2 separate regions of the Homo sapiens genome follow, and region 2 is linked to region 1. The links are chromatin loops, found by intact Hi-C in ENCODE. Cell type or tissue: A673. All regions are shown on one strand. Links, peaks and the distances in the headings refer to the core of each region. The heading gives the core; the rest is flanking DNA.

Region 1 (16,342 bases), core at 8,339-16,338:
TTTTTAATACATTAATAAAGAATAGACATGGGTATATTACAAAATATGAATGGATTTTTTTTCATGATTTTTTTTAAGATGGAGTCTTGCTCTGTCACCCAGGCTGGAGTGCAGTGGCACCATCTCAGTTCACTGCAACCTCCGCCTCCTGGGTTCAAGTGATTCTCCTGCCTCAGCCTCCTGAGTAGCTGGGATTGCAGGTGCCCACCACCATGCCTGGATAATTTTTGTATTTTTAGTAGAGACAGGATTTCACCATGTTGGCCAGGCTGGTCTCAAACTTCTGACCTCAAGTGATCCACCTGCCTCTGCCTCCCAAAGTGCTGGGATTACAGACCTGAGCCACCGCACCTGGCCTAGGTTTTTAAGATTAAATATATGGCTTCAAAAGAAATTTAGTGCTTGTAGTGGATACTCCCATGTCTCCTGGAACTTAAATTCACTTGTCTTCTATCAGGGTATACGGGTGGGAAAGTTGCAGAGGTGCTAGGTTATGACATTCTCTGCCAAACACATCCTTCTCACCCTGTTTCTCGGATCCCCTGCTGCTTTAGTTAACACTCTGCCAAAAATGGAAGAATCACAGAAAAGACCTCATTACTCATTAGTGTGAGGTTCTAACCCATTCATTTACGGACCACTAGATATCTGAAAACCATTAAAAAACAAAGGCAACGACTAAAATGCTTTCATATTTTACCCTTACTTCAATGGGTATTCAAACTAACTCTTCAGAAATAAGTTAGCTAGCAGGAGGAAGGGAAAATATCCTGTGGTAACATCTATACTTATCAAAAGATAAAAAAGAAAACTACAAGAGAAACCCTGTCTCTACTAAAAATACAAAAATTAGTCGGGTGTGGTGGCACACACCAGTAATATCAACTACTTGGGAGGCTGAGGCACAAGCATCCCTTGAACCCAGGAGGCAGAAGTTGCAGGCAGCTGAGATAGTGCCATGCACTCCAGCCTGGGCGATAGAGAGAAGCTCTGTCTCAAAAAAAAAAAAAAAAAAAAAAAAAAGTTACTAGCATGTTAAATAGACTGCATTGCTTTGGGCTTACCTGTATTTAGCAAATTAAAAGAACGAGAAATGTTCTTTCTATGCATTTTCTATGTTCTTTGTGCTTCATCAACTAACACTTCTGTTACTCCTTTAAAGGAAAAACTATCTTGAACACATTTCCAATAAATTCTACTATGAATTGGAACTGACTGTAGAATTACTTCAGCCTAACTCTCCTTTTAAATAAAAAACCTAAGGCCATGAGGATCAGGATTTGATGTGTATTCTAAAATGTCTTGTTTAATGTCCAGGTTGGAAGCATGTCACAATGAGTCAACTAAGCAATAACTAGAATATTTACCCCAGGAATCTTTCCTTTTTTTTTTTTTCGTGTACTCTATCTGCCACTAAAGGAGAGTCAAAGGTATAACCAGCCCTAAACTTCGCAGCAATCCATTCAAAGTTGCTTAACAGGCTCTCTAGAACGTTCTAGTAATAATCCTCCAGAATGGAGCCATGTTTGTCCTCCGAGCACTCTATTTCAAAGCATTCAGTCACTCACCCTCGAGCAGATGCTGTGATTTTATAAGTTCCTGGAACCAAGAGACGCCAGTAATCTCCAGTTTTGTAAGTAGTCACTGGGTGATTAATCTCAGCAACACTAATGGTGGCATTTAATATACCCCTGCCATCTGTGGCATCTAGAACAAATCCTCTGACGCCCTGATGAACCTGGATTAAGTACAAGGACACCAGATTTCAATAATAAACATCATCATCTAATTATCTTGGGAGGTCATATTCAAAATAACAGATTGTCAACACAAATAAATGGAACAAACAGGAATTTAGGAGTTCAGAGTAAAGTTCAATGTAAATGTTCATTAAAATATTTCTGAAGGCTAATTTTTCATAGGCTTTGTTTCTCTTTATCATGAAGAATATAAATAACACTGTTTAAACTTTAGCACATTCTGATGATTTCAGAATATATGACATTCTACAAGAAAACAGACCTGGCCTTTTCAAAAGGAAATGGCATTTTTTAAAAACAGAAGGACTCTTATAGTTCAAAGAATAGTAAAGAGATATAATAATCCAATGCAATGCATGAAACTTGACTAGATCCTGGTCATAAAATACAGCTGTAAAATTACATTTTGGGGACAAATATGGACATTTAAATATAAACTAAGTATTAGGTAATATTAGGGAATTACTGTTAATTTTCTTGGGTAGGACAGTAGCACTTAGAGATAGTATGTAGTAGCTCCTTATTTTTAGGAGATAGATGCTGAAATATTTAGGGGTAAAATACCATACCTGCAATTTATATTACAATAGTTCAGTCAAAAATATGTATGTGTATGTGAGTGTGTAAATAAAATTTACATTAAAATAAAGCAAATATAACAAAATGTTAAAAATGTTAAATCTAGGTATAGGAATAATTATTGGCTAGTCATAACTTTTCTGTATATTTAAAATTTTTCAGAATAAAATGTCTTTAAATATAGTAAAAAAAACTCACAGACTTTATGTCACACCACTCAGGAAAAAGAAAAATGCAGAAATGTACTGGCAGAAAGTATTAGTCTGATTATCCTAATTAACATTAGTATATTTCTTATAATCTTTACCTACTGGCCACCACACATATCCAAACAAAAGGAAATTAATCATTTCACAGTAAATCACTGGCAACAAGAAAAAGAATAAAAACATTCACTCCACAGCCCATCTTTCTATCACTTGGCCAATGATTAGGTGTGTATCCAATTTATGCTGGTCTTTTTTAAACACGGGTAAAAAGTGACCACTAACCCTTAAGAGCAAAATATCACTACCTTGTTCAATCATTTTCTTCAACTTTTCCTCACATATACAAATAAACTCATTTCCATTCACGAATTTTCTAGATAAATATATTAAACACCTTGGAATATACAAACTGGTTAAATATACTAAAATGAATTGAAATTTTAAAGAGTGTATTCCAAAATCACTGCACAAAAACCACGTGTACGCACAAAAATCTTTTCACCCTCGGGAGAAATTTCATACTTCACTCCTGAATAGTCACCTGTTTCATAAACTGGATTAGTGATCTTCGATTCTGTTCCCAAAAGTTTGGCAGCTCTTTCTCAAGTGGATATTTCACACAACCTAGTTCAATAGTCACTTCAAAGCAATTTGTTTGTAAATAGTTCCAGTCCTGCATTCCTCCTAAAAGATAAAAATTAAAATTAGTCACTCTGAAGAAGTTCTAAACAGCTCAGATCCCAAAAGGTAAGCAACATTCCTAGTAAAAAGCCAAATTTATCTCTTATCAGCATTGATAAGCTAACGTGTTCATGTGAGGGCACTTTGATGCTTGCGATACAAGCAAAACACCTATACCTTCATGTGGAAGAAGTTGAATCTCTTAATAGACCAATAACAGGAGCTGAAATTGTGGCAATAATCAATAGCTTACCAACCAAAAAGAGTCCAGGACCAGATGGATTTACAGCCGAATTCTACCAGAGGTACAAGGAGGAACTGGTACCATTCCTTCTGAAACTATTCCAATCAATAGAAAAAGAGGGAATCCTCCCTAACTCATTTTATGAGGCCAGCATCATTCTGATACCAAAGCCGGGCAGAGACACAACAAAAAAAGAGAATTTTAGACCAATATCCTTGATGAACATTGATGCAAAAATCCTCAATAAAATACTGGCAAACTGAATCCAGCAGCACATCAAAAAGCTTATCCACCATGATCAAGTGGGCTTCATCCCTGGGATGCAAGGCTGGTTCAATATACGCAAATCAATAAATGTAATCCAGCATATAAACAGAACCAAAGACAAAAACCACATGATTATCTCAATAGATGCAGAAAAAGCCTTTGACAAAATTCAACAACTCTTCATGCTAAAAACTCTCAATAAATTAGGTATTGATGGGACGTATTTCAAAATAATAAGAGCTATCTATGACAAACCCACAGCCAATATCATACTGAATGGGCAAAAACTGGAAGCATTCCCTTTGAAAACTGGCACAAGACAGGGATGCCCTCTCTCACCACTCCTATTCAACATAGTGTTGGAAGTTCTGGCCAGGGCAATTAGGCAGGAGAAGGAAATAAAGGGTATTCAATTAGGAAAAGAGGAAGTCAAATTGTCCCTGTTTGCAGATGACATGATTGTATATCTAGAAAACCCCATTGTCTCAGCCCAAAATCTCCTTAAGCTGATAAGCAACTTCAGCAAAGTCTCAGGATACAAAATCAATGTACAAAAATCACAAGCATTCTTATACACCAACAACAGACAAACAGAGAGCCAAATCATGAGTGAACTCCCATTCACAATTGCTTCAAAGAGAATAAAATACCTAGGAATCCAACTTACAAGGGATGTGAAGGACCTCTTCAAGGAGAACTACAAACCACTGCTCAAGGAAATAAAAGAGGATACAAACAAATGGAAGAACATTCCATGCTCATGGGTAGGAAGAATCAATATTGTGAAAATGGCCATACTGCCCAAGGTAATTTACAGATTCAATGCCATCCCCATCAAGCTACCAATGACTTTCTTCACAGAATTGGAAAAAACTACTTTAAAGTTCATATGGAACCAAAAAAGAGCCCGCATCGCCAAGTCAATCCTAAGCCAAAAGAACAAAGCTGGAGGCATCACACTACCTGACTTCAAACTTTACTACAAGGCTACAGTAACCAAAACAGCATGGTACTGGTACCAAAACAGAGATATAGATCAATGGAACAGAACAGAGCCCTCAGAAATAACACCACATACCTACAACTGTCTGATCTTTGACAAACCTGAGAAAAACAAGAAATGGGGAAAGGATTCCCTATTTAATAAATGGTGCTGGGAAAACTGGCTAGCCATATGTAGAAAGCTGAAACTGGATCCCTTCCTTATACCTTATACAAAAATCAATTCAAGATGGATTAAAGATTTAAACGTTAGACCTAAAACCATAAAAACCCTAGAAGAAAACCTAGGCATGACCATTCAGGACATAGGCATGGGCAAGGACTTCATGTCCAAAACACCAAAAGCAATGGCAACAAAAGACAAAATTGACAAATGGGATCTAATTAAACTAAAGAGCTTCTGCACAGCAAAAGAAACTACCATCAGAGTGAACAGGCAACCTACAAAATGGGAGAAAATTTTCGCAACCTACTCATCTGACAAAGGGCTAATATCCAGAATCTACAATGAACTCCAACAAATTTACAAGAAAAAAACAAACAACCCCATCAAAAAGTGGGCGAAGGACATGAACAGACACTTCTCAAAAGAAGACATTTATGCAGCCAAAAAACACATGAAAAAATGCTCATCATCACTGGCCATCAGAGAAATGCAAATCAAAACCACAATGAGATACCATCTCACACCAGTTAGAATGGCAATCATTAAAAAGTCAGGAAACAACAGGTGCAGGAGAGGATGTGGAGAAATAGGAACACTTTTACATTGTTGGTGGGACTGTAAACTAGTTCAACCATTGTGGAAGTCAGTGTGGCGATTCCTCAGGGATCTAGAACTAGAAATACCATTTGACCCAGCCATCCCATTACTGGGTATATACCCAAATGACTATAAATCATGCTGCTATAAAGACACATGCACACGTATGTTTATTGCGGCATTATTCACAATAGCAAAGACTTGGAACCAACCCAAATGTCCAACAATGATAGACTGGATTAAGAAAATGTGGCACATATACACCATGGAATACTATGCAGCCATAAAAAATGATGAGTTCATGTCCTTTGCAGGGACATGGATGAAATTGGAAATCATCATTCTCAGTAAACTATCGCAAGAACAAAAAACCAAACACCGCATATTCTCACTCATAGGTGGGAATTGAACAATGAGATCACATGGACACAGGAAAGGGAATATCACACTCTGGGGACTGTGGTGGGGTGGGGGGAGGGGGGAGGGATAGCATTGGGAGATATACCTAATGCTAGATGACGAGTTAGTGGGTGCAGCGCACCAGCATGGCACATGTATACATATGTAACTAACCTGCACAATGTGCACATGTACCCTAAAACCTAAAGTATAATAAAAAAAGAAAAGAAAAAAAAAAAAAGAAAGTAACGTTGTAAAGAAAAAAAAGAATTCAAATATAGCTTACACTCTTCTATTAGCACATGTAAGATTCTTTCTAATAGCCAGAAGTAAAATGTAACCATTTAATCAAGTTTTAGTGCATTATTCTTACTCAACCCTCAACGTACATCAAACATAAAAGTAGTTGAAAAGATTATTTAAATATTTTAAACTATTTAAACCATGTTTTAAAAATAATTATTATTCCTCAAAACTAAAAGATAATAACAAGAAGCACCATCTAGGAAAGCAGAAAGGCCATCAAGTTGTAAGGCCTTGATATAAAAGAATCTTTACCTGGCACATTATACCAACTAGCTCCATTTGTTATTCCATGAGGAAAATATTCATTAGGATACATATTCTTGCAAGGTCTACCTTGAAACATCTGGGAATTTTCCTGGAAAAACAAAAAGAATCTTTACTTCTATTTGTTTGTATCTCCATCAAAAAAAAATACTGGAAAGATACAGGAAAATAATAAAAGTGGCTTCCAACAGGGTATGTGAGGGGTGGAGGTGGGAGTGGGGTGGGGCTATGAGCAGTGAGACTTTTCAGTGTATAGCTTTTTATGCCATTTTGATTTTTCACTATCTGAACTTATCTATTTTTAAAAATCAAAATACAATGTGCTCCGTAAGAAAATATTGACTTCATTTATTACTCGCAATTACAAGTAATATAAAACCTAGCTGAACCCCTCTCTAAAAAAAATTTCTGCTCATATTTATACTTTCGTTTCATGCTTTCAAGGAGCTTGAAGTCCAAAAAAGATAATACACACACAATAAAAGCAAGCAGCTTTCCCTGACTGCTAGCAGGAATAAGATGGCCCCTCTGTGCTCTGACTGCCCTCTGTACAATTATCTTACCCTATTACAACTAGTTGCACCTTTCTCTTCCCTAAAGACAATACACTATTCCTTGAAACAGTTTGTGTCTCTGTGTCCTCAGCATCTAGCATACAGTAGGTGTCCAACTGATAACTCAATGAAGGGTAAGAAAAACTGCCATGGAGACACAAATGCATGCCATTGAAAGCAAGAGGAGAGAAAGATTACATCTGATGAGAGTGGCAGGGGGAGTTTCCTAGAAGAAATTGAGCTTTGAAAGATGGTCAAAACTTCATTTATCTCTTTTTGAAACAGAAAAAAAGTACTGAAAGTGTGAAGAGAAAAAGAATAATTTCCCATTTTTCTACCACAGAGAATTAACCATTTAAAATATATAAACAGGGACAGGTAAGATCACACCTGTAATCCCAACACTTTGGGAGGCCAAGGTTGGAGAACTGCTTGAGCTCAGAAGTTCAAGACCAGCCTGGGCAATACAGTGAGACCTCATCTCTACAAAAAAAAAAAAAAAAAAAAAAAAGCCACACATGGTGCTACATGTCTGTAGAACCAGCTCCTTGGGAGGCTGAGATGGGAAAATAGCTTGACCCCAGGAGGTTGAGGCTGCAGTAAACCATGATTGCACCACTGCACTACAGCCTGGGTGACAAAGCAAGACTCTGTCCTAACAAAAACAAAATAAAATAAACGATCCCCATCTAGAAACTTAATATGCCAATTATAGGCTTATCATCCCATCACTCTCTTATCAAATAAAAACCATAATTTTAGATTACTGTAATAATTATATGCATGCTCTTTTGCTTTGGTTTTGTTTTGGTTTTGTTTTGGTTTTGAAACTGGGTCTTGTTTGTCACCCAGCTCAGAGTGCAGTAGTGGAAACACAGGCTCACTGCAGCCTCAATCTCCCCACGCTCAAGTGATCCTTCCACCTCACCCTCCTGAGGAGCTGGGACTATAGGCATGCACCCACACACCTGGCTAATTTTTGTATTTTTTGTAGGGATGGGGTTTGACTATGTTGCCCAGGCTGGTCTCGAACTCCTGGGCTCAACGAATCTGCCCACCTCGGCCTCCCAAAGTGTTGAGATTACAGGTGTGAGCCATCACACCGGGCTTGGTATATAACTTTTAGATCTCATTTTTTTAACTTATATACGAATACAGAATGGATCCTCCACCCCTCAGTCTTCTTTAGGTTTTCAAAATCCACTTTATTGAGATATAATTCACATTCCACACATTGACTCCATTTAAAGTGTACAATTCAATGGTTTTTAGTATTCATAGAGTTGTATAACCACCCACCATAATAAATTTTAGGACATTTTCATCACCCCAAAAAGAAACTCTATACCTATTAGCATTCTCCATTTTTCCCCAACCCCTACTCCCCACCCCCACTCCAAACCCTAGGCAACCACCAATCTACTTTCTGTCTCTATGGGTTTGCCTACTCTGAACATTACATATAAACTGAATCATACAATATGTAGTCTCTTGTGACTTCTTTCACTTAGTAGGTTTTTAAGGTTCATTCAAGTTGTACTGTGTATCATTACTTCATTACTTTTTATGGCTGAATAATATTCCACTGTATGATTTTGTATGTCTACTTATCAGTTTGTTAACCCATTCATCAGTTGATGGACATTTTGGTTGCTTCCATTTGGGGCTATTATGAATAATGCTGCTACAAATATTCATGTACAAGTTTTTGTGTGAATACATGTTTCCATTTCTCTTGGGTATATACCTAGCAGTGGAATGCTGGGTCATATTACAATTCTATATTTAATGTTTTAAAGCACTGCCAGACTGTTTTTCAAAGCAGTTATACCATTTTACACCCCACCAGCAATGTATGTAAGGTTTCAATTTTTCCACCTTTGCCTATGCATATTTTCCATTTTTTAAAATTACAGCCATTCTAGTGGGTAACAAGAGGTATCTCATTGTGGTATTGACTTGCATTTCTCTAATGGCTAATAATATTGAGCATCTTTTCATGTGCTTATTGGCCATTTTCTCTTCTTCAGAGAAATGTCCATTCAGATCCTTTGCCTATTTTTCACTTGGATGATTTGTCTTTTTATTATTTAGCCATAAGAGTTCTTTATATATTTTAGATATAACACCTTTATCAAAATATATGATTTACAAAAATTTTCTCTTATTCTGTGGGTCATCTATTTATTTATTTTTTGGGGGCTGGGGTCTCCTTCTGTCACCAAAGCTGGAGTGCAGTGGCATGATCATAGCTCACGATAGCCTCTACTTCTTGGGCTCAAGCAATCCTTCGGCCTCAGCCTCCCAAGTAGCTGGGACTACAGGCACGTGTCACCAAGCCCAGCTTCTGTGGGTTGTCTTTTTACTTCCTGGATGTTATATGTTATGGATTGAGTTGTGTCCTCCAAAAATATATTGAAGTCCTAACCCTCAGTACCTCAAAATGTGATCTTATTTAAAAATAAGTTCCTTACAGAGGTAATCAAGTTAAAATAAGGTGATTAGCATGGGCCCTAATCCAATATGACGGTGTCCTTGTACAAAGGGGAAACTGGGATACGAAGACAGAGGGAGAATGCCGTGTGATGATGAAGGGTTGGAGTGATGCACCTAGAAGTGAAGGAATGCCAATGGTTGCCAGCAAAGCACCAGAAACTAGGGAGAAACAAGGAAGGATTCTTCCACAGTTTCAGAGGGAGAATGGCCCTGCCAACACTGTGATTTTGGACTTCTGGCCTCCAAAACTATGAGACAATAAATTCCTGTTGTCTTAGACCACCCAGTTTGTGGAATTTTGTTACAGCAGAACTAGGAAACAAATACAGTTTTTTTTTGCAGTAAAGAAGTTTTAAATCTGGATTATGTCCAATGTATCAATCTTTTTTTGTCACTTGTGCTTCCGATGTCATATCTAGAGGAGGACCAAATCACAAAAATGTATTCCTATTTTTTCTTAGTTTTATAGTTTTAGTTCCTATATTTAGGTTTATGACCTATTTTAAGCTAATTTTGGGGTGTGGTGTGAGGAAGGTATCTAGTTTATTCTTTTGCATATAAATATCCAATTGTCCCAGCACCATTTATTTAAAAAATCTATTCTTTGCCTATTGAATTGTCTTGGCATCCTTTTCTAAAAAAAAAAATCAACTGACCATCAACATAAGAATTTATTCCTGGGTTCTCAGTTCTATTTCATTGATCTATATGTCTGTCTTTATGCCAGTACCACACTGTCTTAATTACTGTAGCTTTGTAGTAAGTTTGAAATTGGATGTATGAGTTCCCTAACTTTTGTCATTTATTCTTCATTTCAGAGATAATTTTGTCTTTTTCTTCCATTTTTTTCCTGAGTCCTATAAACTTTATTTTATTTATCCCTGTTTTTTGTTTCCTGGCCTCTGTTTTTATTTTTTGACTATCTGAGTTGAGGTAGTTTCTCATATTCTCAACGTATATTTGGGTATACTTAATCTGTTTAGAATGCCAACTGAACAGTTTTCTTCTGCTTCTCGATTATTTTTTGCTAATGGTAGGGTCTCCTTAGTGTCTATATGTGAAGTTTCATTTCCTAATTTTCTGCAATCATTTTCCATGGACTTTATTTTCCTCTTTATTTTTATGATATTGGGCATTTAATATTATTCCTAGCTTAATGGTACACTTTTCTGTCGGTCTAGCAAAATCCAGGTACCTCAGTGTGGTTATTTATTTGTCTTGGTGGTAAGGGTGGAGCTGAGAATCTTCTGATTTTAAAGTTCTTTTCTGTCTTGTAAAACCTTACATTTCTCCCCACTTTTTCCTTTTCCCATTCACCATCTAATTGCCAAGGAGCACTTCTTCATTTCTATCTTTGCCTCTTTTTTTCCTTCTCCAGAAGCTATGAGTTTGGAAGATCTCCCTGTAACCATCCTCTCCTTTTAAATTGTACTTATCCCATTAAATCACACCAGATCCTTTAAGTTGTGTGCATTTTGAAATCTCTTCCCTGTATTCCAGAGCTCTAATCTGCCCAGTTACTCTTTTAGTATTTTTGGATTTAGTGCATATGTGATGTATGGTGGTCATTCCAAATTACCTTCACAGCTGCCCTTCACTGGCACCCACTTCTGTCTTCTCCGTAAGTTTTCTTGGTCTGTTTTACCTCACCACAAAGCCTTGTGGTGGGGCGAAGGTGGGGTAGGTGCATGATAGATCATGCTGAGACTTCTTGATTTTTAAAAAATTTACAGTTATTTTGCAGTTTCAGGATCTTTTGTGATGCCAACAGTGTGGTTTTGTGTAAAATTTGGTAGTTTTTAAGTCGTTTTATATTGTTTAAAGAAAAACCCTGGGAGATAGGTTATCACATAGCCATCATTGTCTTTGGCTGCTCAGATGTCTCCCAAGACTATCTACTTTTGAGAAGTTTTGAAGAGTAAAAATAAAGAAACTTTGAATGGTAGCTTCATGGGGGCTTACTAAGGTTAGCAGAAGACAATATTTTTAGAGGAGCTGCTTATTGACCAAGAGAAAAAAGGCTGTGAGTGAAGACTGGGGAGTTTAATTATCACCTTCCTCATTTATAAAATAAGATATGAAGACACAAGATTCGAGGAGGCAGAATGCAGTGGGATCAAGAAATGGAGGAGAATATTGTTAAGACACACATGAGAAACAATTGAGAAGACAGAATCTTAGTGAACTCACATCAGATTACTCAAAGTTCTACTTGAGTTCAATGCAAAGTGATCTACTATGAATAAGAGGGATAGAGCTGGAACAGGAGGCTCAGATAGAGGATAAAGGCTCTGAATCACCATAGTGGGAACTGAGCCAGGGAGTCAAGTAGCTAAACAGGAAATGTTGCCATGTAGGACTGAGGGTTCAGCTGAAGTTGGAGAGCACACATATGGACTATAGCAAATTGCCGTGACAGTGTGACCACTCTAGGCTGTACTTGTAATATTGGTATGGAGAAAAGAGATAATGGTAATTACTGAGGACTGGAGGGCAAAGCAGTTATGTCAAAGGGGTGTACAAGACCCTTAGGAGAATCATTGAAAAGGTATGTCCATGGGTCTACCCTACAGAGAAAGGTAAATCAAATCAAAAGGGTTAATGGTCTAAGAAAACAAAGAGAAGATAAGGAACTAGAAGCCAAAATGAAGGCGAAAAGCAGAAATCATGAGAATGAGCATAGAATGTGATGAGAAAATATGCAAAATCCAGCCATTTAATTTTTATTTTGATGGTTGGGACACTATACATTCTCTTATTACTCCACGTATGTACTTCAAAAAAACATATATGTCCAAACAGAAAGCAATAATTCTCTAAGGTGAAATGAACAGCTGTACTCCTCTAGTAGAAACTCTGAACAATCTCACAAGATTCATTTGCAGAGGATGAGGGAATGGGAAAAGTGGAAGGATGGAGGACTGTGACTGGAGAGTGCAGAGTTACAGTAATAATATTCATTACCTATAACCAATAATAGTACCAATATAACCAATAACAATACTAAGTCAGTAGTAACACCAAACATTGAAACTAACAAGCTTAGTTTACAAGCCTCAACTTTTAACATGTTTTCTAAGACAATTTTTATTTTTTTGAGACAGGGTCTCAGCTTTGTCACCCAGGCTAGAGTATAGTATTGTGATCAAGCTCACTTCAACCTCAATCTCCTGGGATAGAGCAATCCTCCCACCTCAGCCTCCTAAGTAGCTGGAACAACAAATGCATGTCACCACAACCGGCTAATTTTTTTTTTATTTTTTATTTTTAGTAGAGGCAAGCTCTTGCTATGTTGCCCAGTCTGGTCTCAAACTCCTGAGAGCTCAAGCAATTCTCCTGCCTTGCCCTACCAAAGTGCTACGATTTCAGGCATGAGCCACCAAGCCTGGTCCTAAGAACGATTTTTAAATTAAATTTTCACACACACACACATTTTAACATTCCCGATTGTAAGAGTAATCCATGTTTATCATAGGAAGTTTGGAAAATACAGAAATTTCTGCCTGCTTTTCCTTGCTATATGTAACTACAGGATCTTAAATACCTTAGACTAAAGTTTGGCAATTTTTTCCTGTAAAAAACCAGAAAGCAAATATTTCAGACTTTTTAGATGCAAAAGTCTTTGTTGAAACTACCCAACTTTGCCCTTTGATCACTGGATTTTCCTTCTTTAGTTTGTTAATATAGTAAATTATACTGACTTACTTTGAAATGTTGAAGGAGAAAGCAGCCACACACAATATATAAAAATATAGCTGTGGCTGTGTGTCAATACAATTTTATTTACAAAAACAGGTGGTGGGCAAGATTTGGCTCCAGAGCTATAATTCATTAAGCCCTTATCTTGGCCTACTTTACTGGGCTTATAACTTATTTGTCAAATGAAATAAATTGACATGTATATGTTCCAGGTACTGTGCTAAAACCATAGATAAAAGGCCAATGGAGAAAGACATGTAGTGTATTCAAAAGTGAGGTGGGAAACAGGAGAAAAAGCTATTTTTCGGAAACAGCTGAAAAAGTCATGCTTTATTAACTATGGAAGCACTTGACCTGAGTCTTGCAGGACTTTAAAGCATATTTTTAAATAAAAGAATTAATTTTGTAACATTTTATATTCAAAGACAAGCCTACCTTGGAATAAGAAAGTGCTATTTGTTGGAACACAGCATCATCTGGTGATTTACTATATGTGGCAAGTCCTTGTTCATCATCATCAAAAGGGTAGTTAACCACCAAAGAACCTATAAGGGAAAAGAGGAAAATGTATCATGTTGTCTGTTTCAAGATGGATTATTAACATAAAGCTTTTCAGAATACTGCCAGAGAAGAGAAAACAATAAAATTTGCCAAGCAGAATTTCCTCAACAGAAATGAAAATTACACTAATTTCTTCAATTCAAAGTGAATAAGTGAGAAGATATCTTTCAAATGGCTAATTTTCTAAAGCCACAAAAAAAGATTTATAGTACTTCTACCAAACAGTCTACCTCAAAAAAATAATTAGCATCAATACGGAAAGGACTAGCAACAAAAGAAAAAAACAGATATACGGGATTCCATCAAAATCAAAAACTTTTATGCATCAAGAACATAAGAAAGAGAAAAGACAACCTATAGAATGGGGGAAAATGTTTTGCAAGCCTGATAAGGGTCCAGTGTCCAGTATTTAAAAACTCTTACAACTTAACAACAAAGACAAAAACTCAATTAAAAATTGGACAAAGGACTTGAACAGATATTTCTCCAAAGAAGATAGATAAATGGCCAACAAGCTCATGAAAAGATCCTCGGCATCATTAGTTATTGTGGAAATGCACACCAAAACCAAAATGAGGTCCTACTTCTCACCCACTAGGACAGCTATAATAATAAAAATAGAAAATAATAAGTGGTGGTGAGGATATGAAGAAACTGGAACCTCATACATTGCTGGCGGGAATGTAAAATAGTCCAGCCTCTGTGGAAAACAGTTTGGCAATTCCTCAAAAAGCTTAACATGGAATTATCATATGACAATTTCACTCCTAAGTGTACACCCAAAAGAACTGAATACAGGGGCTGCGTACAGTAGTTCACACCTATAATCTCAGCACTTTGGGAGGCCAAGGCAGGCAGGTGGATTGCTTGAGCCCAAGAGTTCAAGATCAGCCTGGGCAACACTGGGAGACCCTGTCTCTACAAAAAATTAAAAATAAGCCAGGTGTGGTGGTGCATGCCTGCAGTTCCAGCTACTTGGGAGGCTGAGGTGGGAGGACTGCCTGAGCTCAGGAGTTTGAGGCTGCAGTGAGCCATGATCACACCACTTACACTCCAGCCTGGGTAACAGAGTGAGACTCTGTTTCAAAACAAGGGGGGCACGGGGAAAAGAAAACAGGAACTCAAATAGATATTTGAATGCCAATGGGCATAGAAGCATTTTTCATTGTAGTCAAAAAGTCAAAACAACCCAAATGTCCATCAGTACGTAAATGGATAAAGCAAATGTGATATTGATATATACATATGTATATACAATGTACTATTATTCAACCATAGAAAGGAATGAAGTACTGATATATGCCACAACATGAGTGAACCTTGAAAACACTATGCTAAATGAAAGAAGCCAGACACGAAAGGTCACATGTTATAGGATTCCATTTCTATGAAATATCCAGAATAGGTAAATCCCTAGAGACAGAACAAAGATTGGTGGTTACCAGAGGTTGAGGGGAGAAGGGAAAGGGGAGTCACTGTTAAATGGGTGTGGGGTATCCTTTTGCGGAGATAAAAATGTTTTGGAACAAGATAGAGGGGGTGGTTGCAAAACACTATGAATGCACTAAACGCCACTGGAATTATGTAAACTTCACCTCAATAAAAAAATTAGTATCAAAATTTTTGAAATTTTATGAAAAAGAATATTGCTTTCCCCTATCTTCTTTCAAGATCCTTCTAAATTATAAAGATGGCAGGGAAAGGAATCAGAACATTCTGCCCCAGAATATAACTCTTTAGCATGTTAATTATTTAGAGCTGAAGGCAACTGAGAAACAGCAGATGCAGGAAAGGCTATCTACCCTCCCTCTTTCTGCCTAAAATTAGGGCATAAATTTCCCGTGAGAAAGGCACCTTCCTGGTACCATCAGAGATGGGATAGTCAACACCAAGATGAGTTGACACAAACAAACCTTAGTAAAATAACCCTCATCTTTCATTAGTTTCCCCCGCATATTTCCTAGTCACTTTCCCACAATTTTTTACCCCTAGAAGTCTAAACCCCTTCCTTTGTGTAGTCACTTTTCCACAAGGTATTACCCTTTGTTATAAGAGCACTAAGTCCTTAACACTGCTTTTTTGAGGGTTTCACGTCTTTCCTATGAACTCCCCCACTGCCTGTTGCCTGTGCCACATACAAACATCAAATAAAATTTGTATGCTTTTTTCTTTTAATCTGTCTTTTATCAGCTTAATTCACAAGCTCCAGCTGCGGACTCTATGAGGATTTTTTACTCCTGTACAGCAACAAAGAAATTCTCCTTCAAACTGCTTTGCCAAGATTTCAAACTCCATTTAAATAAGGATTTTAAGATGAGAAAACAAAATATGTCATGGAAAGAAAAATGTCTGCATGACTGAAGATTCCTACCTCTCACCATGCCAAGGTCTGGACACCACATCTGTAAATCTGTGACTTATTTTCACTGGAATGTAACTATTATTAACTTTCCAGATTTAGCCAACATGATGTGTGATTTATTATGAGACTATTTTTAAAGCTCTAAATAAGTGAATTTTATCAAACATAGCATTAAACACATAAAATATAATAAAAG
Region 2 (16,342 bases), core at 4,103-12,102, 62 kb before region 1:
AATCAGACCATTTACATTAAGCATTGTGGTGAGATAGTCTTTCACTTACAGTTAACCAGAGAGATCCTTAAGATCTACGTCTTACTTATTTCTACATTTCTTATTTAATCTCTTCAATTATGTTAACTGAATACAATTAAGCTGCAGTAGAATACATATATACTGTTTTAGTGCTAAGAGCTTTTTATTTTACAGAGCACATTTGGAAAATACAGGAAAACAAAGATGAAAGTGGAAACCAGCTGTAACCTCTCTTCCATTAACACTGATATGGTGGCATAATTCCTTTCAGTCTGGGTAGATGAAGGAATATCTTTATTTGCTTTGTTCATGGGTTGTTTAGCACAAACATTTTCATAATCACAGCAAGTTACCGGGAGACAGAAAGTGAAGCACCTGACAGATTCCTGCTCAGTTCAAGGAGAAAATAAAAAAATAAAAGCTGAGTCATTAGCAGTGAGATCCTAGAAAATCACTTTTTCCTTTTTAAAAAATGAATAGAATTATTGCTAGAACAATTTTAGACATATAGAAATATTCAGTAGAAAGTACACACTATACACCCGTTCTCCTCCACCTGTGATTACCTCTTGCCTTAGTGTGCCACATGTGTTACAACTGATCACCCAGTACTGATAAATTACTAACTAAACACCATGCTTTAGAGTTGACTCTTTGCATTGCACGGTGGTAGGGGTTTTGTCATGGATCCATCCTTGCAGTATCATACAGAAGAGTTTTACTGCCCTAAGTATCCTGTGCTTCACCTATTCATTCTTCCTCCATTTCCCATCCTCAACCCCTGAGAATTGCTGATCTTTTTACTGTCTCTATAGTTTTCTTTGTCCAAAATGTTATATAGTTAAAATTATACAGTATGTAGCCTTCACAGACTGGCTGCTTTTATGCATTTAAAGTTCCCCCATGTCTTTTCCAGGCTTAAAGGCTTATTACTTTGTATGACTGAATAATATTCCATTGCATGGATGTACCACCATTTGTTTATCCATTCACTTATTTAAGGACATCTTGACTGCTTCCAACTTTTTGGCAATTATGAATAAAGCTGCTGTAAAACATTCATGCACAGGTTTTTGTGTAAATGTAAGTTTTCAACTCATTTAGGTAAATCACTAGGAGCATGACTGCTAGAATGTATGGTAAGACCATATTTAGCTTTTTAAGAAAACTGCCAGGCTCGGCATGGTGGCTCATGCCTATAATCCCAGAACTTTGGGAGGCCAAGGCGGGTGGATCACGAGGTCAGGAGTTCAAGACCAGCCTGGCCAAGATGGTGAAACCCCATCTCTACTAAAAATACAAAAATTAGCCGGGTGTGGTGGCACGCACCTGTAATCCCAGCTACTTGGGAGGCTGAGGCAGAAAACTGCTTAAACCCGGGAGGCGGAGGATGCAGTGAGCCGAGATCGCGCCACTGCACTCCAGCCTGGGTGACACAGCTAGACTCTGTCTCGGAAAAAAAAAAAAGAAAAAGAAAACAAAACTGCGTAAGTGTCTTCCAATGTCGCTGTACCATTTTGCATTCACACCAGCAATGAGTGAGAGTTCCTGTTACTCCACTTCCTTCAGTGTTCCTTCTAATGTTGTCAGTGTTTTGGATTTTAGCCATTCTAACAGTTGTGCAGTGGTATCTTACTGTTGTTTTACTTTGCAGTACCCTAATGATACTTAATTACATTAAGTATCTTTTCACATGCTTAATTTATCATCTGTATATCTTCCTTGGTTAAGATGGCTGTTCAGATCTTTTTTCCACTTTAAAATTGTTGAATTTTAAGAGTTCTTTGTGGCCGGGCGCGGTGGCTCACGCCTGTAATCCCAGCACTTTGGGAGGCCGAGGCGGGCGGATCACGAGGTCAGGAGATCGAGACCATCCCGGCTAAAACGGTGAAACCCCGTCTCTACTAAAAATACAAAAAATTAGCCGGGCGTCGTGGCAGGCGCCTGTAGTCCCAGCTACTTGGGAGGCTGAGGCAGGAGAATGGCGTGAACCCGGGAGGCGGAGCTTGCAGTGAGCCGAGATCCCGCCACTGCACTCCAGCCTGGGCGACAGAGCGAGACTCCGTCTCAAAAAAAAAAAAAAAAAGAGTTCTTTGTATATTTTCATATAAGACCTTGTTCCTGGATTGGAAGATTTACAGTTGTTAAGATGTCAATTCTCTCCAAATGGATCTCTAGATTCAATATAATCTTATTTGAAATTTCAGCAGGCTTTTAAACAATGTGATATTAAAATTTATATGGAAGTGCATAGGACCCAGAGGAGTCAAAATAACTTTGAAGATACATGATAAAGTTAGGAGACTTATACACTACCTCATTTCAAAACTTATTATGAAGCTACAGTAACCAGAGTACAACTAGCCTAAGGATGGATCTGTAGGTCAACAGAACAGAACAAAGTTCAGAAATAAACTAGCAAGTGTCCAATTAATTCTCTAGAAAGATGTCAACATCTTTGAAAAGATTAAACAGAGGAAAAGAGTCTTTTCAACAAATGGTACTGAAACAATGGAATATACATGTGTTTAAAAAAAAATGAATCCTGACCCTTAACTTACACCACACACAAAAGTGAAGCCAAAGTGGATTATAAACCTAATGTTAAAGCTAAAACTGTATGATGTTGGCTGCAGGTTTAAAAACAAACAAACAAACAAAAAAGCTAAAACTAAAACTCCTGAAAGAAAACAAAAGAAAAAAATCTGTAACCTTAGGATAGCCAAGATTTCTTAAATAGGACCAAAATACATGAATCAGAAAGAAAAAACTGATCAACCAGATTTCATCAAAATTAAAAACCTCGGCTCTTTTGAAAGTCACCAGATGAAAAGAAAAGGAAGTCACAGGCTCAGAGAAAATACTTGCAAAACCTTTATCTGACAAAGGACTTACATCCAGAGTACACAAAGAACCCTTATAACACAATAGAAAAAAGCCCACAACAAAAGGCAAAAAGACTTGAACAGACCCCCTTACTAAAGAAGATATACAAATGTCACAATAACCTGTGAGTTGTGAATAATAAAAAAGAAGATACGTGAATGGTTAATAAGCACTTGAAGGAAGGCTTAACATCACCAGTCCTTAGAGAAATACAAATCAAAACCACAATAAAAACCATTACACTTCTACTAAAATGGTTACAATAGAAAGGCGTGTTGGCAAGGGCTTAAAGCAATTTGAACTCCCACACACCACTGACAGGAATGCAAAAATGGTATAACCACTTTGGAAAAGTTTGACACTTTCTTATAAATTGGAACACATCCTTACCATACAACTCAACAATACAACTCCAAGTATTTACTCAAGAGAAATGAGAACGGCAGGGTACAGTGGCTCACGCCTGTAATCCCAGCACTTTGGGAGGCCAAGGCGGGTGGATCACGAGGTCAGGAGATCAAGACCATCCTGGCTAACACCGTGAAACCCCGTCTCTACTAAAAATACAAAAAATTAGCTGGGCGTGGTGGCATGCGCCTGTAGTTCCAGCTACTTGGGAGGCTGAGGCAGGAGAATGTCATGAACCCAGGAGGTGGAGGTTGCAGTGAGCCAAGATTGCGCCACTGCACTCCAGCCTGGGTAACAGAATGAGACTCCGTCTCAAAAAAAAAAAAAAAAAGAGGAATGAGAACATGTGACCACACAAAGTTTTGTTTATGAATGTTCATAATAATTTTGTTTTTAATAGCCAAAAACTGAAAATAACCCAACTGTGCAACAATGGTTGAATGGATAAAGAAATCGTGGTATATCATACAATGGAAGTTATTCCGCTATTGAAAGAAATCAATTACTGACATTTAAGAAAAAGAATAAGTCTTAGAAACACTATGCTAGGTGAAATAAGTGCAGACTGTATGAATTCATTTGTATAAAATTCTGGAAAAGGTAAAACTAATCTATAGTGATAGAAAGCCAGTAAGCAGCTGCCCGGGACTGAGGGACGGGGACTGACTCAAAAGGGGCATAAGGAACTTTTTTGGGGTGATAGAAATGTTCTCTGTCTTACTGTGGTGGCGGTTAAAAGAGTCTATATATTTGTTAAAACGTACCAAACTGTAAACTTAAAATGGATACATTTTTACTGTAAGTAAATTCTACCTCAGTAAATCTGATTTATGAGGAAAAAGAATGGCAGCCTCGGCTGACCCCGGTGACACTCAGAGCCCCCCCACTGCTCACTTTCTTTTGCCCAGTGTGTCCTCTTCAGGTGCCAGAGTGAGACCTATAACCTGGGAGAGGGTTTGGACTATGAGTAAATGCGTGACGTTTCAAAATAGATCCATTTAATAATGTATGAGGAATGATACGGATTTAAGAAGAGAAGACAAAGGCATGGTCATGAGGTCTGAGTTTCAACTTTTCAATCTTTTTCTATCTCTACTTGGAGAACACCTACTCATTCCTCAAGAACCAGATCAGATGTTCGACTTCTCTAAAGCCCTTTCAGAAGCTTCAGCAGAGTAATGACTCCCTTTCATGTGCTCCTCTAGGGTACGCACAAACCTTTGCATATCATAATAAAGCACTTATTACTTTGCACTGGAACTACCGATTCACATTTCTTTTCTGCTCCCCACCCCACCTGGCTGAGCTCACTGAGGACAGGGATGATGCCACTATGCTTTACTCAACTTCTCTATCTCCAGCACCCAGCACAATACTTTCCACATCATAGATGCTCAACAAATGCTCGTTAAAACAACCAAAACTGGTACCAACAAATTATATGTGCATCCGGATATGCACATGAAGAAACAGGTGGAATGCAACTGAAATTTTATTATCTCCATCTAAAAAAAAAAAGGATTTGAATAAATAAAATGTTCATTATACTGATATATAATAAGACTAATGACTAATAAGAGTAATTTAAAAATAAATTGATTTTTTTTTTTTTTTTGGAGATGGAGTATTGCTCTGTCACCCATGCTGGCATGGAGTAACGCGATCTCAGCTCACTGCAACTTCTGCCTGCCAGGTTCAAGCAATTCTCCTGCCTCAGCCTCCTGTGTAGCTGGGATTATAGGCGCCTGCCACCACACCTGGCTTATTTTTGTATTTTTGGTAGAGATGGGGTTTCACCATGTTGGCCAGGTGGTCTTGAACTCCTGACTTCAAGTGATCCTCCTGCCTCGGCCTCCTAAAGCGCGGGAATTACAGGCGTGAGCCACTGCATCTGGCCATACATTGAGTTTTAATAGACAATCAGGGTCAGGTGACATTCATCTATCTAGTCCTACATGCCATTCTGGCATTGACGGGTTCCACAGGGCTGGAATCACTTAGCTCTAGGTGCACAATTCTAATGTATGAGTATACTTTTCTATTCTAACACCACTATAGGCAAAATGGCTCAATGTAATTTTAGAATTCGTCTACTCCATATCAAGCTCTGTAATAGGTTAACATTTTACATACATCCTCTCTCATCTTTGCAACATTCCATAAAGTAAGGGTTATTTCACCCATTTAAAAGACACTGGAAAGTCAGAGAATTTAAAGGTTCTTACCCCAAAAAGATAGAGTCCACACCAGGATTTGAACCCAGGACTCTCTGGCTTCAAAGCCCTGCCCTAATCATTTCACTATACTACCAATCCAAGGAATAAAGAAACTTAAGGTATCTTAGTCAGATAAAAGTGGTAAATTAATGAGAGGAAGATGAAAAAAAATTAACCCTAGAAACCAAGAAATATACTTAGTATTTTTATTATTATTATTATTTCAGAGACAGAGTCTTGCTATGTTGCCCAGACCAATCTCAAAGTCTTGGCCTCAAGCAATCCTCCCAACTCAGCCTCCTGAGTAGCGGAGATTACAGGCTTTACAGGCATGAGCCAATGCCCCCAGCAAGAAGTCTGTATGTTCTTATCATACATATGATTAAATGAAAATATACTCTAGGAAACCAACAAATTAGGATAATATTTTAAATATCATGACTACTCTAAAACTCTGCCAAAGGTATTTTTAAAATGTCAAGGATTTTTAAGCTGATGTGTTTAATGTGCACAATCTGCAATTCTAGTTGTAATCAATGACATGCCCATAAATCAGAGAGTACTTCTATGAAAACAGTCACAGCCTGTTAAGTATGGATAAAACTCCTCAGCTTTACCTTTTAGATGGTTCTATACAATTTCAGAATTCATGCCTCTTTCTTCAACTCTCTAATCTTATTATCCTTGGCAGTAAAATAATTTTACCAATTGCTTTCCCTATGACATTGTGAATGAAATTCCCATTTCTCTTTGCTAGGTATTGTTAGCTGCCATCTCTGGGAAGGAGAAAGTGTTTTTATAGACAAGCATGTCAAGGACAAATAATGGAGCTGAAATGCAAGGGTGGATGGCAAATAAATTGCATCTTGTGAACTAACTCCAACTAATTTCTGCCTGGAACACTGTGTTTAAAAGGATTCCTAGGCCACATCTGGAGGGACTCAGGAAAAAAACAAAAGAGAAGTAAGAAAGGTATGTGGAGAATCAGTAAAGTGTAGTGCCACAGTAGCCTAGGGTTTCAAGGAAAGGAGACTATGATATCAAGTCAGGCAGAGCAGCAGCCAAACAACATGAAGAAAAATGTCCATGAGACTTGGCATGCAGGAGATCACTGATGTGCCTATTGACAGCAAGTTCAGTAGTGTTGTGAGGGAAGAAGTCAATGGGCTAAAGCGGGAATGAGTGCTGACACAGAGACAGCAGGTGTAAACCAGAGACAGTGTACCGGATGGCTGAAGAGTCAAATACTTACACAGCAAATGGGGATAGAGACAAGTGTCCAATGCACGTATTGGCCTTCTCAGGACAAATATTCCATCCCTTAACAACTATAGGAAAGGGGTAAAGAGGGATACTCCTATAGGTCAATTTATAGAAAAGATCAAAACCTTAAAAATCTCAATGAAGTGGAAGCTAAGAACCTCTGTATCAGGTGAAGAGACAGGAAGGTCAAGAGGGGGAAGGAGAAGATTTGGTAAAGTTCTTGAAGAGAATGAGAACTAAACAGGGCTAGGCAAGCAAAAGGCATCAGGCAAGGCAGAGTACTCAGATGAGGTTGAAAATATTTAATAGTTAATTTAAAACAGAGTTAATCTGTATGACTAGTTGCTTTTTCTTTAGCCCTCTCATACAGAAGTAGAACAACAGACTGGATTGGGCTGGCATTTTGCCAGGGTACAGCAGGAAGACAGGGGCACAGGAAAGGCCCAATGTTGGGAGTATTTCAGTTAATCTCCTATGAGATCCAGGCTGGCTAAGGTAGCAAGGTAGGTTATAAGAAGAAAAATACAGACAAACTCATGAGACTGCAGAGGCTTGGAAGGAGAAAATGTGTTGGCTGACAGTGAGATGCAGAAGATTGCTAAGGTGACACACCTGTAGATGAGAAGGTGGTGGTCCCAGCCTGGGTAAAAGGTGACTGATCTACACCTGGTGATGACCACTGGCATTAAAGGAATCCAGAAGAGATGAGGCTTTTTCTGCTTGTGTAAGTTATCTCCTTATTCAAGTTTATCTTCACCACTGAAAACCTCTGAAAGTTGTCAACTTCATTAAGGTAAATACAGAAGACGTATTTTATTCAAAATGACAAAATGCTTCTAGAGAAAAAGCATCATATGCCTGGTCAAGTAATGAATGTATGATTCTGGATAAATTATGGCATTTCAATGTTTGAGGTAATATAGTCTGTCTGTCTCTACTCCTTAATTCTCCATCTATAAAGACAGCAAGAATATAATCAGCCATGTCTTTTTTTTTTTTTTTTTTTTGAGCCGGAGTCTCGCTCTGTCACACAGGCTGAAGTGCAGTAGCGTGATCTTGGCTCACTGCAACCTCCGCCTCCCGGGTTCAAGCAATTCTCCTGCCTCAGCCTCCCAAGTAGTTGGGATTACAGGTGCCCACCACCATACCCGGCTAATTTTTGTATTTTTAGTAGAGATGGGTTTTCACCATGTTGGCCAGAAAAAGCCATATATCTTGTATAAAATAAATACAAAGAGAGAAACAATGGGTGACAGAGTGAGACCCTCAAGTCAAAAAAAAAAAAAAGTCTGGGCACATTGCCTCACGCCTGTAATCCCAGCACTTTCAGAGGCTGAGGTGGGTGGATCTCTTGAAGTTAGGAGTTCAAGACCAGCCTGGCCAACAGAGTGAAACCCCATCTCTACTAAAAATACAAAAGTTAGCTGGGTGTAGTGGCAGGTGCCTGTAGTCCCAGCTACCTAGGAGGCTGAGGCAGGAGAACCGCTGGAACCCAGGAGGCAGAGGGCACAGTGAGCTGAGATCACACCGCGACACTCCAGCCTGGGCAACAGAGTGAGACTCTGTCTTAAAGAAAAAAGAAAGAAAAGATTATAAAGGCAGAAATTCTTGGGGTGGGGAGAAGAACTATACAAAATTAACTAGATACTTTTTCAAGAAGAAAAATATCAGGGAGTAGTGAAAAAGAACAATTACATAAAGAAAGAGAAATTATCTAAATAGCAACTAAAAACCCTATGAGAATGTATCAACAGTCCAGCAAAAAACAAGTAGTTACAAGCTTGACACTAATTCAAAGTCAGTATTTTCTTCTGACTGACAGACTCAGGGAAAGAGAAGCCAAAAACGAAAGTTACTTTATCCACCATATAGCAAAAGAAATTTGTCATCCATAACATAAATTGCTAAAACCTAACAGCATTTATTTTTATATAAAAAGAGTATTAAGGAGAGCTGGTAAAAACAATTCATTACAAAGTTGTGTGTGTGTGTGTGTGTGTGTTTAAGTATGGCATTCATTTACAAAAACTGATTTACTCTTTTTCCAGGCAAAAATATGTGCTTTTGGAGCAAGTAAAAAATTACATTAACATTAAAAAACAATATTTATGAAGAAGCAAAAGCTTAAACATAGTTCTAGCCATAAAAGGTCCGACCCTACTGCAAAATATCAAACTTGGAAATTTGCCAATATTATAGAAAAACTTTGCAAATGAGTGTGTTCTTTAATCCTGCAATTCTGATTTAGGAATTTAGAATGAGGAAATCATGACGGATACACACAAAGGCTTTACTGTGTATAATAGTAAAAACAGAACATAACCCAAAAGGCCAACATTAGGGAAATGGTTACATAATTTATGGTTTATCTTTATTATGGAATATATGCACCATTTATTTTAAAAAAACAAAAAATCAAATTATATGGGAAAAAGCTTGCAATCTACTGAAGAGTAAAAAATATTACAGAATTTGTAGTAATGTGTCATTTCAATTTTCTTTTTGTGTTGTTGAACTATCCATACTTTCTAAAATGAGCACTATGAAAGGCATTTAGCTTTTGTTATTTAAAGTTATTTCAAAAAAATCTTGCCACTTCTTCCTCAAAGCACTTGGCAAATGAAATACAAAAACACTGAAAAACTAAAGTTTTTCACATTATTTTGTAAACATATTTTACTGATAATTTTAATGTTATTTTATTACCTAGCAAGTATTTGTAATTACAAAAAAAAATTGATTTAAGAGAAGTATTTAGAAGCTTGTGTTATCATACTGAGGGCAATGACGAAGCCCATCTTTTCAGTCTCTACGACTCATCTAATTCATCAGGAGCTCTTATTCCATTCAGTTTCATCCTGTCTCAGTCTCTCTCTGTAGAGAATTAGCACATGCACTGGCCGGGTGCGGTGGTGGCTCACGCCTGTAATCCCAGCAATTTGGGAGGCCAAGGTGGGTGGATCACGAGGTCAGGAGATGGAGACCATCCTGGCTACATGGCGAAACTCCATCTTTACCAAAAATACAAAAAAATTAGCCAGGCATGGTGGCACACGCCTGTAGTCCCAGCTACTTGGGAGGCTGAGGCAGGAGAATCGCTTGAACCCGGGAGGCAAGCGGCTGCAGTGAGCTGAGATTGAGTCACTGCACTCCAGCCTGGGTGACGGAGCGAGACTCCATCTCAGAGAAAAAAAAAAAAAAATAACAACCATATTAAGGTAACAATTAAGTGATGTGAAATATTCAACAGCATAGGATCTTTCCTAATTATGGTTGGAACAGTTGCAATTCCTTTTCTATTGAAAAGAGTCATTAGGAGAATAAAATGAATTAGCATGGACAAGGCACTCAGTATAATAAACATCATAAAATGTTGGTTACATAAGTAAATGAATTAATAAACGTGGAAAACCACATAATGCACATACATTCAATACCTACTTTCGAAGGTGGTCATGTTCTTTCAAAAATAGCTCAGTTCTTCTGTTGTTTACTCCAGACCCACTTTTATATGACCTGGGACAAAAGAGAAAATTTAAAAACATTTTTGGCAGAGAATACAAAATCAGATTGACTGACCCTAGTGATCTTGAAAGTAGAAAAATTGAGCCTCTCCAGAGTTTTGAATGAACAATGAAAGTACATAATCCTTTGCATTTCCCTCTGAAAAATGTTATCTATTTTAGGTAGATAAATATTAATGCCTCTGCATCTCTAATTTAGGCCCAACAGTTTACTGTTTTTCACCAAAATAACTCAACATTCTGAAACAAACAACCAAAACAATCTTACTTTTCCTTTACCTCCTATCTCTGATATCTTCATTTTTCTCCAAGTAGAAGTAAAACTTAGGACTGATTTAGTACACAGCACACAGGGTGGGAAAGCTGTTGAAATGAAATGTTTTCTTTCACAATAATATATGTGGTCCACCAACTGAAGCCTAAGGAACACTGAAATCAAGCTAAAGATTTGCTCATTTTGGCACACTTAAGGATAACCATTTTGGTCTTCAGTGTATTGAAGTTGACAAAAAAATTACTCTTATCACTACTATCAAAAATTTAATTTTTCTGTTTTCCACTAATAATAAAGTATCAGGAACAATTTTTTTTTTTTGGAGACAGAGTCTTACTTTGTTACCCAGACTGGCATGCAGTGGCACAATGTTGGCTCACTGCAGCCAACATGCTGTTAAAACTGAAATACTGGCTGAAAGGCAGTGCTACAGGAGAAACCACCACCAAGGAAAGCAGAATAATATAACCAAGAACACATTGGACTCAGGAGACTGATGACTTGGATTTAAATCTATACTGAATCATTTCATAGCCACTTCACCTCAGACAAGTGTCTCAATACCTAGTTTTGTAAAATGAGACTGATCATTTCTATCTTAACCAAAAGATTGCTATGAGGCCAAAAAAATATAATACATTAAAAAATACTGTGTAAACTACTACATATACTTTCCTCTAGCACCTAGATTCTAAACTCCTACAGGACCACATTGGTCTTTTCCTTTCTTTTTTTTTTTAGACAGAGTCTTGCTCTGTCACCCAGGCTAGAGTGCAGTGGCACGATCACAGCTCACTGCAACCTCCACATCCCAGGTTAAACCAATTCTCCTGCCTCAGCCTCCCGAGTGGCTGGGATTACAGATGCCTACAACTACGCCCAGCTAATTTTTTTATTTTTAGTAGAGACGGGGTTTCACCATGTTGGCCAGGCTGGTCTTGAACTCCTGGCCCCAAGTGATCCACCTGCCTCAGCCTCCCAAAGTGCTGGGATTACAGGCGGGAGCCACCACGCCTGGCCGGTCTTTTCATTTCTACCTTCTGCTGTGACTAACTCAGAGTTGATACTCAGGAGACAGTTTAATGAATAGATGAACATATCTTTTATGGCCATTTTTCAAAAAGCAAGTTATTACAATGGGTTGCATTCTAGTGATTCCCACAAATTATGGGGGGGCTCAGTGTCTATACATTAAAGACCATCCCCTATATGGGTTCCCAATGCATTCCTCAAAACATATATATAAATGGACTACATGGAAATTAAACAAAAGACTTAAATGTCCTGAAGGACTAAAAATATTACAACAATCTTACTGTTGAAACTGTTACTGTTACAATAAAATAAAGGATCTCTAGGAAAGTGTTTTCGAGAGTACACATAATATACAGTTTACCATAAATGTGTATCATAGTTTATAAAATGTATCACATAATTTATCACAAATGAGATGATGACAGGTATCATTAGATGGCTCCAAATTGGAACATCTTCAGCTTCAATGAGACGCCCATGGGACTTAACTTTGTCAGTAGTGTTCAGTTGTAAAAAAATTTCCAAAAATGCTATGAAATGCTAGAATAGATCATTAAAGGTGAGGTGAAGGGACAGAAGAAAAAAACAAATATTTAAAATTATAGATTGAGATCAGTATGAGAATGTTGGGAGTCCTTAAATAATTTAACATAAGGCTATGAGTGAGTTTGTACATATTACTGTTTGTAATATGTAACTGTTGGGACAAGGGAGAGGGCCAGGGGATAGGTGATAATCAGGAAGAGAAACATAGGGAGCTTCAGTTACTGATAATGTTACAATTAAAGAATTTTTTTTTCTTTGACACATCTGCAGAGGATCATAAAAGTAACATTATAATTCTTAGGGTGGGAGGTAAGAGATCAGAGAACCATGAAGAACCACCTAAGCTGGACTTTGAATTAAGACAGGAAAGTCAAGGTTGGCAGGAGCCAATGATAAAGTAAGAGGAAGCATGAGATAAAAATGGAAAAGTAGATTAGGATGACATTGTAGCAGCAATGTTAAAAAGACAGTGAAATGGGAATTGGAAACCCTAAAATCTCAACCACGGTTCTGCCACTCAATTTGCAATTAACCGTGAACATATCCTAAAGCCAAATCTGAATAAATATTCTACAAAATAATATAAAAAGTAACTTACTCAATATCTTTTCGTACTGATCCCATAAGATTCTCCCTTTCCCGTATTGCCATAAAGTTTGCTTTGGTTTTATGGAATTCATGTGTATAATCCTGTAATAAATCAACATCCAGTCTCAACAGAAGCTAATTATGGATTTTCATCTCACTGAACCAGTTATGTATCGTCATCACACTGTAAATTTGTCAAGAAAACTGCTATTTAAGAAATCAAATTAACCAAAGGTAAAAATAACTTTAAAATTACTTTCCTGAAGAGTGACCAACTTCTTTCAAGTGAAAATAATTCAGTGCTAGGGAAACAGTGCCATTAAATCACTATCCTTTGTACCTCCTAGTACTCTGTCTTACGAGGCAGAATTAAGAAGAAAAAAATTCTGAGATAAAATAACTTCAAATAGTCTAGGAGAAAACTTGAGAGGCTCTTTTTACTTAGTAGTATACTTAATAGAGCTTATTTTCAAATTTCATCATTTTGGAGCTCTCACAAAAAATTTAATTCCTAAACAAAAAAGAACAGAATCAAGAGAATTATAAGGAACAAAATAATCTTTAAACATTTTCTACTATTTTTGTACCACTGTTAAAAGTACTTCATTACTTTTCATAAATTCAGAGATGTAGATAAAGAAGAAAATCAAAATCTTGTCTCCCAGAGTCCCTGTTGACCTTTTAAAAAACAAAAGTAACACATAAACATGGAGGAGAATATTAAAAGAGCACCAAAAGAAATAAAGGTGAAACAAAGGAAAACAAAACATTCTGCTCCATACCTCATAACTGTTACCATCATTTTGTATTTTCTTCCAGGAAATTATTATTTTCTTTTTTTTTGGAGACAAGAGTCTTGCTCTGTCGCTCAGGCTGGAGTATAGTGGTGCCATCTCAGCTCACTGCAAACACCACTTCCTGGGTTCAAGCGATTCTAGTGCCTTGGCCTCCCTAGTACTGGGACTATAGGAGCGTGCCACTACATCCAGCTAATTTTTGTATTTTTAATAGAGATGGAGTTTCACCATGTTGGCCAGGCTGGTCTTGAACTCCTGACCTCAACAGTTCCACCCACACTGGCCTCCCAAAATGCTGGGATTACAGGCGTGAGCCACTGCACCTGGCCAGGAAATATGTTTTTACATATACAAGCTTATCTATTATTTCTTTCACTTTGCCAAGTAAGTCATAATATACATTCTGATGTACACCTTGCTTTTTGTACTTCATAAAGTATCAAGCAATCTTTCCATATTAGGAAAAAGAAATCTACATCATTCTTTTTAATAGCTGCATAGAATATTATCTTATGACTATCACAATTTAATAAATTCCCTACTGATAAACACATTAGTTGTTTTCATTTTGTTTGCTATTAAAAATACTGCAAGACTAGGCAGGGTGGCTCATGCCTGTAATCCCAGCACTTTGGGAGGCTGAGGTGGGCGGATCACTAGAGGTCAGGAGTTCGAGACCAGCTTGGCCAACATGGCGAAACCCCGTCTCTACTAAAAACACAAAACTTAGCCGGTGTGGTGGAACGCACCTGTAGTCCCAGCTACTTTGCTCAGGAGTTTGAGGCAGGAGAATCACTTGAACTTGGGAGGCAGAGGTTACAGTGAGTTGAGATCATACCACAGCACTCCAGCCTAGGCAACAGAGCGAGACTCTGTTTCAAAAAAAAAAAAAAAAAATACTGCCAATAAACATTCTTACATATATTTTTTAAACTGAACTCTTTTATTTTAAAAAAAACTATATTTAGGCTGGGCGCAGTGGCTCACGCCTGTAATCCCAACACTTTGGGAGGCCAAGGCAGGCGGATCATGAGGTCAGGAGATGGAGACCATCCTGGCTAACACGGTGAAACCCCATCTCTACTAAAAATACAAAAAAATAGCCGGGCATGGTGGCGAGCGCCTGGAGTCCCAGCTACTCGGGAGGCTGAGGCAGGAGAATGGTGTGAACCCGGGAGGCAGAGGTTGCAGTGAGCCAAGACCGCGCCACTGCACTCCAGCCTGGGTGACAGAGTGAGACTCTGTCTCAAAAAAAAAAAAAAAAAAGTATATTTAAAGAGTAAATGTCTATTAAGTTCAACAGAGCTTAAAAAAAAAAAAAAGGAGTAAATGACTAGCAATAGAATAATTGGATCAGGGCTGGGTACGGTGGCTCATGCCTGTAATCCCAGCACTTTGGGAGGCCGAGGTGGGTGGATCATGACATCAGGAGTTCAAGACCAGCTTGATCAATATGATGAAACCCCATCTCTACTAAAAATACAAAAATTAGCTGGGCGTGGTGGCGCACACCTGTAGTTCCTGCTACTCGGGAGGCCGAGGCAGAAGAATCGCTTGAACCCAGGACGTGGAGGCTGCAGTGAGCCGAGATCGCACCATTGCACTCCAATACTCCAGCCTGGACAACAGAGCGAGACTCCGTCTCAAGAAAAAAAAAAAAGAATAACTGGATCAAAGAATCTCACATTCATTTAAATTCTGGTAGTGCTAAACTGCCTTCTATAAACATTACATCAATTTATGTTCCCACCAGCAATATATGAGTACCCTTTTTAAATTTTTACTCTTGCCAATAATGGGTTATAAATGTTTCAACATTTGCTAATCTGACATGTGAAAAATCACCTCTTTTAGATTTCTGTATTTTTATTTGGAAATACTGCTGAAAATGTTTTTATAGTTTTGGCCATTCATTTTTTTGTAAGCAATTTTATATCCTTTGTCCATTTTCCTACTGTCTTTTTCTTATTTCTATTATATCTCTGTGTAGTAAGCAAATTAGCCATTCGTTATGGTTTCCAGTATCAAGTCTTATTTAGAAAGTCCTTTCTGCTCCAAAGTTTACAAATTTCACCTCTGCTTTATGGTTTCTTTTTCTATCCTTCTTGGATCCATTTGGAATTTGTTCTGGATGTGAGGATTGAGATAGAATTGTTTTTTTAAAATCTCTGAATAATTAAGCAATGGTTATAGTTCCATTTATTTTATAATTTCTCTTTGCCCCACTGATTTTAAACAACATCTTTATCAGAAACTAAAAATTTCCAAACATAATTGGGTCTACATATAAACTCTGTTTAATTGTTTTTATTTATTTATTTTTTTTCTCTAGTATCAAACTGTCTTAACTATTCCAGCTTTTTAACAGGTTTTAAGATCTGGTAGAACTAGGAACCCTCTACCACTTATCTTCATTTTCAGGTTGTTTTTCTTGGTTGTTCTTGTATGTCTATGATTCCAAATGAACTTTGGTGTCATTATGTCATTTGTTTTTAATTAAACAAACAACGATACAACCCTGCTGTTTCCACTGGGATGTCATGCAATTTAGACGAAAGTCTTCCTATCCAAAAACAGAATGATTCTTTCCTTTACTTAAATCTTGTTCTATGTCCCTCAGTAGAATTCTGCACATACAAGTCCTACACATTTCTTATTTAATTCATATATAAATGCTTTATAGTTTCTTCCATTGTATTTTCTAACAGGTTATCATTTATTTCCTATCATAATAGGAAAACTATTTGCTTTTATGTATTCATTTTGTGATCTACCATCTTACTG

What was found. Peaks named below come from ENCODE experiments on the same cell type or tissue, not always from the same donor. Only the 100,000 strongest peaks of a DNase experiment are listed, where the experiment ranks them.
Region 2: it touches region 1 in a loop (4-fold over the local background); 3 of 110 quality-filtered maps call a loop at or near these places.

Annotation. Positions count from the first base shown.
Region 1 is chr17:30,429,198-30,445,539 of GRCh38, reverse strand. CPD (carboxypeptidase D) reads right to left here. Exons shown (of 21, transcript NM_001304.5): 8 at 13,659-13,768; 9 at 6,463-6,565; 10 at 3,090-3,232; 11 at 1,569-1,738. Among named protein-coding and RNA genes, the nearest start is that of GOSR1, 40 kb to the left of the region's middle. In A673, for the core only: no CTCF peak of the experiment used is centred there; a DNase peak (open chromatin) is centred at 11,839.
Region 2 is chr17:30,486,647-30,502,988 of GRCh38, reverse strand. It overlaps GOSR1 (golgi SNAP receptor complex member 1), which reads right to left. Exons shown (of 9, transcript NM_001007025.2): 5 at 12,772-12,863; 6 at 10,236-10,310. Among named protein-coding and RNA genes, the nearest start is that of GOSR1, 17 kb to the right of the region's middle. In A673, for the core only: no CTCF peak of the experiment used is centred there; no DNase peak of the experiment used is centred there; H3K27ac peaks cover 388 bases.